Regions from separate parts of the Mus musculus genome. Here region 2 is linked to region 1. Evidence: chromatin contacts called from ENCODE POLR2A ChIA-PET data. All regions are on one chromosome and are shown on one strand. Each heading gives the region's core, a stretch centred on a gene start or an enhancer-like site at or near the end of the contact. The rest is flanking DNA. Distances are from core to core; before and after follow the strand shown. Region 1 has its middle 5.9 kb from the start of Gm40798. Region 2 holds the start of Cdk4 (cyclin-dependent kinase 4).

What was found. ChIA-PET counts read pairs that join two places held with the same protein, here RNA polymerase II (POLR2A).
Region 2: POLR2A ChIA-PET joins it to region 1 with 15 read pairs in embryonic stem cell. The contact joins the promoter of Cdk4 here to the enhancer-like site in region 1. POLR2A ChIA-PET finds 5 or more read pairs at or near these places in 4 of 5 experiments (Patski and embryonic stem cell).

The regions. Positions count from the first base shown.
Region 1 is chr10:126,969,490-126,973,656 of GRCm38, reverse strand. No RefSeq gene overlaps it. Among named protein-coding and RNA genes, the nearest start is that of Gm40798, 5.9 kb to the left of the region's middle. Within about 2 kb of position 1,541, at least 1 of the 3 ENCODE cell types and tissues checked has a DNase peak (open chromatin) inside an H3K27ac peak, as active enhancers do.
Region 2 is chr10:127,062,044-127,066,075 of GRCm38, reverse strand. Cdk4 (cyclin-dependent kinase 4) reads right to left here and starts at 2,541. Exons shown (of 8, transcript NM_009870.4): 1 at 2,317-2,541; 2 at 1,623-1,856; 3 at 1,356-1,491; 4 at 1,074-1,241; 5 at 812-921; 6 at 73-123. The coding sequence starts at 1,840.

The sequences.
Region 1 (4,167 bases), core at 292-2,791:
GTGACAGGGACTGAGGTTGGGAGCATCAGACGCTGGGGTGAATGGATGAGCTGGTGTAGGGAGCTTGGCTTCTCTGTAGTGCCGACTGGGAAACTGCCCACGGGGGGGGGGGGGGGGAGATGGGGGGTGGCGGGCTTCAGATTTTGGATGATGAAGTCTGCAAGCTGCTGGGGGCTGTCACCCAGTCCCCCACCCTTACTTGCCTCCTGACTCAATCTTCATATTCCAGTAAAGATAACAGCCCCGCTCCCCTCCTGGGGCTGGTTGTAAAGATTCAGTAAGAAAAGAGGTGAAGTATGAGGCCTGAATCACCTCTAGTAAAGTCACTCATCAGCCCAGGCCCCTCACACCAGAGACCTGAAGTCACCGTCCTCCCCAAGTCCTCCCCACTCACACCTATAGTAAGTCCTGAACACTAGTGGCTCCTCCCTTCCCTTCCCAGTCACGGAGCTGTTCTGTCAGCAGGTGCCTCATCCAAGTCCCAAGTCCATCCTTGCTCCTACATGCAAATCTGATACCGTCTACGTGGAGTGGAATGATGCAGCAGCTGGCCCAAGGCTTCCACGAGGAAGCTCAAGGTCCCCACATCTGGCTTCACTCCACCCCCACCCCCACCCCCTGCAGTTTGCAACGGTGAGGAAGAACCCCGAGGACCTGTGCCTCCACACTTGAGTACAGGGATTCCTGTCTGCCTGGATGTCCCTCTCTTTGTGGTACTGCCTCGCCTTAGATTAAGGTTCAGATGGCAACTCTTCCTCAAATCCTCCCAGGTCCCTGTGTGACAGGTGAGGGCCCACAGCAGCCTGTGCCCAGGGGCTGTCTTGTTTTCTATGCTCCCTCTCAGACTGGCACCACTGCCCCCTTGCTCTGGGCACTGAATCAGGGCGGCTATTTTCCCACCCAGGACAAGAAGACCCCAGAACCCCATAGCTGAGCACGTCAACACCCTGCTAGCCACCTAGGCCCCAGAATTTCCATCTAGATTCAAGCCAACTGACAACTTTGCCCAAGCATCCAGAAAAGGTGCAGGGCAGGGCAGACATACCATCCTAACACACTACGTTCGGTATGGGGACAGAGGGAGTAGTGTGAGCTAAAAGCTGGACTGCTGTGGGGTGGGGGTGGGGGTGGGGGTGGGGGAGTGGTAAACCCAAGTTCCCTCCACTGATCTGCACCCACCAAAGCGGCTCCTTCCCTCCCAGGTTCTGGGAGATCACATTGAGCTAGGCCCCAGCAATTGGGGACCTAGCCTGGTCCTAAATAAGGAAGCCACAGGAGCAGATCAAGTTTCCTGGAGTCCAGTATTTACAGGTTCCCCGGACCAAACCAAACCTCCCTCTGCATAGCTAGCTGCTCTTGGCTAGGAGTAGGGAAAGGATAGCTGGGGCCCCTTCTGTGCCCCACCCGCCTCCCTTCCAAGCAGGCGCGCCTCTCCCTCCCTCCAGGCTGCTCCCTGGCTGTCGCTGAATTCCAAAGCTTAGGCGGCTCTTTGAGGTCACGTGGTGCAGTAGGGGTGGGAATGCAGGAAGCCCCTGACCTAGCAGGCAGCCTCGACACCCTATGGTGATGCAGATTTTGGCCCCTCCTCCCCCGACCTCCCAAAGGCCAGCTTTGGTTTGACCTCTGGCCGGCCTACCGGGGCAAATTGGGTTTTTACCCTCCTTGAGCCTGCTGCGTGTTTGCTGTTCGCTAATCATCTGTACCCCAGCGGTGGTCCGTGTACCTTTCCCATTCCTAGACCTGGGTGGGAGTCAGGAGGGCACGCCTACTGGAAGGACTGGACTCCCTTGGCAAAATGTGCAGGGGAGTGAGAAGACTGGTTAAAGCCAGATACTTAGTGAAGGCCAAGATTATCCTCGTCAAGCAAATTCTAAATCGGTACCCTCTGTTAAGCCTGGTTGGAGGCCTCTGAAAACTGTCTTTTGGGACAGGGGACCAGGAACTGAGAGGCTCATTCGGTTTCCTTCCAAAATGGGTAGACAGAGACTCCAAGCAACTAACTTTGATTTAGTGTAAACATTAAAAAAAAAAAAAAAAAAAAAACCTGCTCTGGAGTTGACCTAGGTCACAGGAAGGGGGCCTGGCTTCCGTGCAGGGTTGGATGGCTAGACAGGAATGGCTGGCTTGGGACTTGAACACAGCTTACTGCCAACTTGCCTCAGGAGTGCAATATTCTCGGGAAGGAAGGAAAGAAGGAAGGAAGGAAGGAAGGAAGGAAGGAAGGAAGGAAGGAAGGAAGGAAGGAAAAAAGGAAGGTAGACAGGGAGGGAGGAAGGAAGACAGTGGGATGCTGTGCGGAGACCAGCACTCTCGATATCTACGATGAGAGGGAAGTCATTTCTTCGAGAATCATTCGTTCACTCATTCGAACGTTTATTAGTAAAAATGACACGTGCATCCATCCGGGACTTCACCGTGCACCAGGCCTCCAAGAGATCTTGCCCTTACATACAGCGTTCAGTGGCAGATGGAAATTGAGGGCAATTACAACCCAGTGTCCTAAGGGCTACAGGTGTAGGCAGGGAGAGAAAAGGCGAAGGTCAGGAAGGAAATATTCCCTGAGGCATGAAAGAGAAAGCAGAGTCCAGCAGCTGGACTGAGAGTAGAGTAGGGGAAGGTAGACTCAGAGCTCCAAGCCCAGAGGCATGGGAACTTGAGTAAATTCAGCCGATGGCTGCAGCTGAACAGGAGGGAATGTCGAAACTGCATTGGCGACCGAGGGATAAGTTGAATAGTGCTCACCCTGGAGGATAGCGTGTGTGTGTGTGTGTGTGTGTGTGTGTGTGTGTGTGTGTGTGTGTAACCCCTTACCCTTGCCAGTCCACTGAGTTCTGCAGGCATATGGCAGGGAGTGATGTTAGCGCTCTAGCTGCTTTACAAAAATTAATATTTATCTTATCAAAATAGCACGCGCACAGCTTAAACATCAAATAGTGCCAAAAGGCTTATGACAGGATCAGAAATCCCCCTGGCTTCTCTCCTAACCCTGAGCCTAGTCCCTGGGGACCACCCTCTCTCTCATCTCTTAGCTGTTTCTGCTGTTTCCTTCTCTGTTTCTGAATAATATATATATATATATATATATATACTGGCATTCGGGAGTCATCTCTGTAATTTGTTCCCTTCTTGTTTTGGTAGAGGGTTTCTGCTGGCTCCTTTCCGCTGTGGCCGTCCCCTTTATGACATCATCACGATGACATCATGAACTCTGTAAATACTGTTGGTTCTGAGGCAAGGGCTCTGTTTACATCCCCTTTCTGCCATGACATTTTGTTGTCTGCCCCGTTTACATCTCCTTTTGTTTTTCTTATTACAGCTGCTTTGATTTTATTTTTTTATTTTTGGGCAGATGTCTCATTTTGTACTTGCTCCATGGTTTCTTTTACTTTCTGGCTCTGTCTTCCCACACCCTTCAACAGCTCTGCAAAACGCCCTCAGTACAGTTTTGTATATGGCCAAGGCTGTCAGAATTTTACCATCTTTCCCTCTCCTCACAGACATGTGTCCTGGGATACTCCACCCTGGCAGTTTTGTTCTGATGTGTTTAGTAGGTCTGTGGAGCAACCTGCCTTTGTAGATGTCTCATTTCGTGGAGTGCGTCATTCTGAGTTCTCTTGGAACGAAAGGCCTCACACTCACTCAGCCAACGCCCTCTGGACACAGCTATGGCCGAAGCTCTTCTCTGCCCTGGACCCCGGCTTTCCGTTTCTTGCTTGCTTTAGTCTCTTGCTTTAATGGGGCAAATCCTCTAGTAGCTCTGTCTAAGACTTAACTAAGAGAAAGACTGCCTAAGAGGGAACTTTTTCTTTTAAATGTAAGGCTTTTACATAGTTTAAATATTTAAATATTATTTTTGCATATTTAAAACTTCGCTGTTGCACTTGATTGATAGTTTTGGCTGGGTGAGGAATTTTAAGTTGAAAATTACTTTCTTTCAGAATTTTGGAGACATTGTTCCTTTATTTCTCAGCTTCGAGCAGCTGAGAAGTTTTTCCTATTTCCTTATTTTTGAGACATTGAATTAATTGATTCACCTCCTTTTAGTCCCCTTTTAAGGTATTTTTTCCCCCTTTGAGACAGGGTTTTACTATGTAGCCTTGGCTGTCCTAGAACTTGCTATATAGACCAGGCTAGTCTCAAACTCACAGAGATTCACCTCTGCCTTCT
Region 2 (4,032 bases), core at 1,292-3,791, 91 kb before region 1:
GGAGGGGCCTTTCCCAGCTCCTGTCTCCGCGGCAGCAGGAAATGTCTTTCCTTTTCCTTATCAAATACTTACTCAAAGATTTTCCCCAACTGGTCGGCTTCAGAGTTTCCACAGAAGAGAGGCCTAAGGCAGAAAAAGACTCAAAGTATGTGTTATATCAAAAATAGGGGAGTGGGGGCTGGAGAGACGGCTCAGCAGATAAGACTGCTCTTCCGGAGGTCCTGAGTTCAATTCCCAGCAACCACACGGTGGTTCACAACCATCTGTAATGTAATCTGAAGTCCTTTTCTGGTGTGTCTGAAGACAGTGAGTGTACTCACATACATGGAAATAAATACATTTTTAAAAGAAAAAAAAAATTGAGGAGTAACCGTTATGTAGACCCAACTAGAGAGTGTGGAGACGAGGAACGGGAAGATCCTAAATCCAGGGCATGCCTATATGGTTTCTTGGTTCTAGGCAAGGTGGTCAGTATGAACTGGGTAGGCTGGATGTCCCGTACCATACATGCACAAAAGCGAATGGTCAAGAACAGGCATGTCTGTAAAAGACTTGGGGGCCGACGGAGTGTGAAGTTCAGTGGCACGGAAGCATTTACTGAGTGTGTGTGAGTTCTGATTTCAACCTCTAGCACAGTAAGACAAGCAGCCAAAGCTATGTGCAACTGAAGGTAGGTTAAGAGCTTCAAGTCCCATACGGGCGGTGGTAACGCATGCCTTTAATCCCAGGGCTCTGTGAGTTCAAGGCCAACCTGATCTACGGCCAGGACTAACCCTGTACCATTAACAACAAAAAGTTTCTAGTCCCATACTTCCGACGGAACATCTCTGCAAAGATACAGCCAACGCTCCACATGTCCACGGGTGTTGCGTATGTAGACTGCAGAAGAACTTCAGGAGCTCGGTACCAGAGCGTAACCACCTGAAGAGAATAGTAGAAATGAGTGAGTGTCGACCTCACGAACCAGACCTGCCTGGCTCTGAAAACTTCATGTACAAGACTCCTCAGTTGCTATGGGAAACCACCAAGAGCTACCCCTATCACAACCTAGTCGGCTAACGCCTTTTACTGACCACAGGCGTGAGGGCCATCTGGTAGCTGTAGATTCTAGCTAGGCCAAAGTCAGCCAGCTTGACGGTCCCATTACTTGTCACTAGAATGTTCTCTGGCTTCAGGTCCCGGTGAACAATGCAGTTTGCATGAAGAAAATCCAGGCCGCTTAGAAACTGACGCATTAGATCCTGTTTTTCAAGAAGAAAGCACAGAACACCGGAAACTATGTATCACTTCAAAATCCCAACAACTTCTATTGCAAAGATCGGTCCACCCTCGCCCCCAGCCCCACCCCTACTCACCTTAATGGTCTCAACCGGCAGGCCCGGTGGAGGTGCTTTGTCCAGGTATGTCCTCAGGTCCTGGTCTATATGCTCAAACACTAGGGTGACCTTGATGTCCCGATCAGTTCGGGAAGTAGCACAGACATCCATCAGCCTGAGAAGAACAAATGATCACCAGCTAGTCGTCCCCTTTGTCTCAACGTGGCCTCTGGCGTTCTAGGGTCCCACTCCTGCCTTACGGGTCCTATTGTCCTCTCCGCCCCACTCCCAATCCAACCTTCTCACCGTACAACATTGGGATGTTCAAAGGCCTCCAGCCTCCTTAACAAGGCCACCTCACGAACTGTGCTGACGGGAAGGCCCCCTCCAGCTGCTCCTCCATTAGGAACTCTCACACTCTTGAGGGCCACAAAGTGGCCACTGTGGGGATCTCGGGCTTTGTACACCGTCCCATAGGCACCGACACCAATTTCAGCCACGGGTTCATATCGAGTGGCAGCCATTCTCGAAGCAGGGGATCTACAATCACAGAGGCTTCTAATACCAAACTCACTCTCACGGTTAGGAGGGGGATGACCCGGCGGTAACAAAGGAACTCCTGCACAAGACCTCGCCAACGCGATCAGCAACATCCCACCCCTCCACACTTCCAGGGCCCGCGCCTTAGGTAACACAAAGACTCCCATCAAACCCTCCTCCTCCGGCCACGTTTTGTCCCGGAGGAAGAAAAAGAATGCTTTCTTTCCTTTCGGAGGACATCGCACTAGGCACAAAGAGGATCACACAGTGCACAGGGTTTGCACCGAAGATTCTGCACTTCACTCTCCAAAATCACACCCTTGCCCGCGACCACAAAGGCCCCACTTCCCGCCATTGGGCCACCTTCCATAATCAGCCAGCGACGCGCACGCGTGGGGAGCTGGAGGGTGCTGGTGGTGGCGGGGACTGGTCCCCCGATCCTGGATGAGACTGCACTCACCTTACGCTCGGCTAAGAGCTCTGGAGGTGGCCCTTTATCTGGGCCCGGGAGCCGGTTCCTGCGGCGCCATACACCGGGGATCGGTCCCGGGCAGCTGGACGCTTCGGGCCAGACCATAGACACAGGCCGCGAGCTAGAGAGGCCCCCTCACCCCCACCCTCACCATGTGACCAGCTGCCAGAGAGGCGCGCGGAAACCCGGGGGGCGGGGCGGGCGCCGGACGTTCTGGACACGTGATCTTCACCCTTGCGCAGTGGGCAACCCGGGCTGCTTTGATGGGAGGGGTGTGGTGGGGAAGGGGGCGGGGCCCTGACGGCCACGTGACCTGTTGCTATCCCACGTGACCCCTTGACTTTGCGCTGGGAAGCAGAGGTGTGGTTACGCTGTGTGGCACGTGACTGGCTGCCATACCCTGACTGCCGAGGGGGTGTGTGGGGGCGAGAGAGGGTGGAGCACAAGGCGGTGTCATGGCAACCGGGCCAACCAGCTCTCAACTCTGGGCTCAAGGCCGAGCCAGAGCGCATCTTCAGTCTCACTATGGGTCTCTGAGTGGGCGGGAGGTCGAGGTGTTAGTGGGAGATCCTGGTGCCAGAAATGGTGCTGTAACATTTCCACTCCACCGCCATGGGGAAACATTCGTATTTGTGTCTTTCTTTTACTCATTCATTCAACACAATTTTACTAAGTGCTTCCTTCCAGTTGGTATGCGATGTTTTTGTTTTGGTGTCTCAGTCACTCGCCCTTTGAAGTGATGATAAAGATAACTAGTATAGGTAATTGTGGTCTTATAAAACAGGGAATAAATAATTTCTATCTGAGGAGGAAACTAGGATTAAAAGATGGACAGAAGGAAATATAATAAGCCACTGTATGGGTATGGGGGGGCAGCAATTTAATGCCCTCCCTCTTCCCAACCTGTAAACCTCCCCAGGAATATTAAAAGCAGCAAGAAGTGATTGAAAATAGGGGTTCTTGATTTTACAAGAGTCTTTACACTAAGATTGCTACATATATATGTGATTGCATAAACAGATGACAGGGTAAGCATGTCCAGGGTCAGTCACCACCACATTGCTGGAAGATGACGTGTCCTTTTGCAAACCTGCAACTCCTCGTTGGGGTCATGTTCCTATTTTTTCCCCAGTCCAGCTTAGAACATATTCTTGATCTGATCAGCGTTTCCTAAATGGTCTGCCTACAGAAATCTAGTTAGACAGAGGTAGATCTGTGTGACGATTTCGTCTGCTCCAACTCCTTTATTGTCTCCCACCTCTTAGGGATATGGGATGAAGGACCATGTTCCCATTTGTGAAAAATTGCCTAAAATCTAGAGCTATTTTAAATTGATTTGGGGTGGGGGTGCTGGGGATTGGAGTTAGTGTTTTTTTGTTTGTTTGTTTGGTTGGTTTTTTGGATTTTCGAGACAGGGTTTCTCTGTGTAGCCCTGGCTGTCCTGGAACTCACTCTGTAGACTAGGCTGGCCTCGAACTTGGAAATCTGCCTGCCTCTGCCTCCTGAGTGCTGGGATTAAAGGCGTGTGCCACCACACCCGGCTTGGAGTTAGTGTTTTTATATGCAGTAAGCATGGGTTCAGTCACTGAGCTATATTCCTGAACCCTAAATTCTAAAATCATATTTGAGACACTAGAGTTGAGGCTGGTCTCAAATTAATTGCAATTTTTGTGCTAAAGCCCCTAAATGCTGTTTTTATAGGCA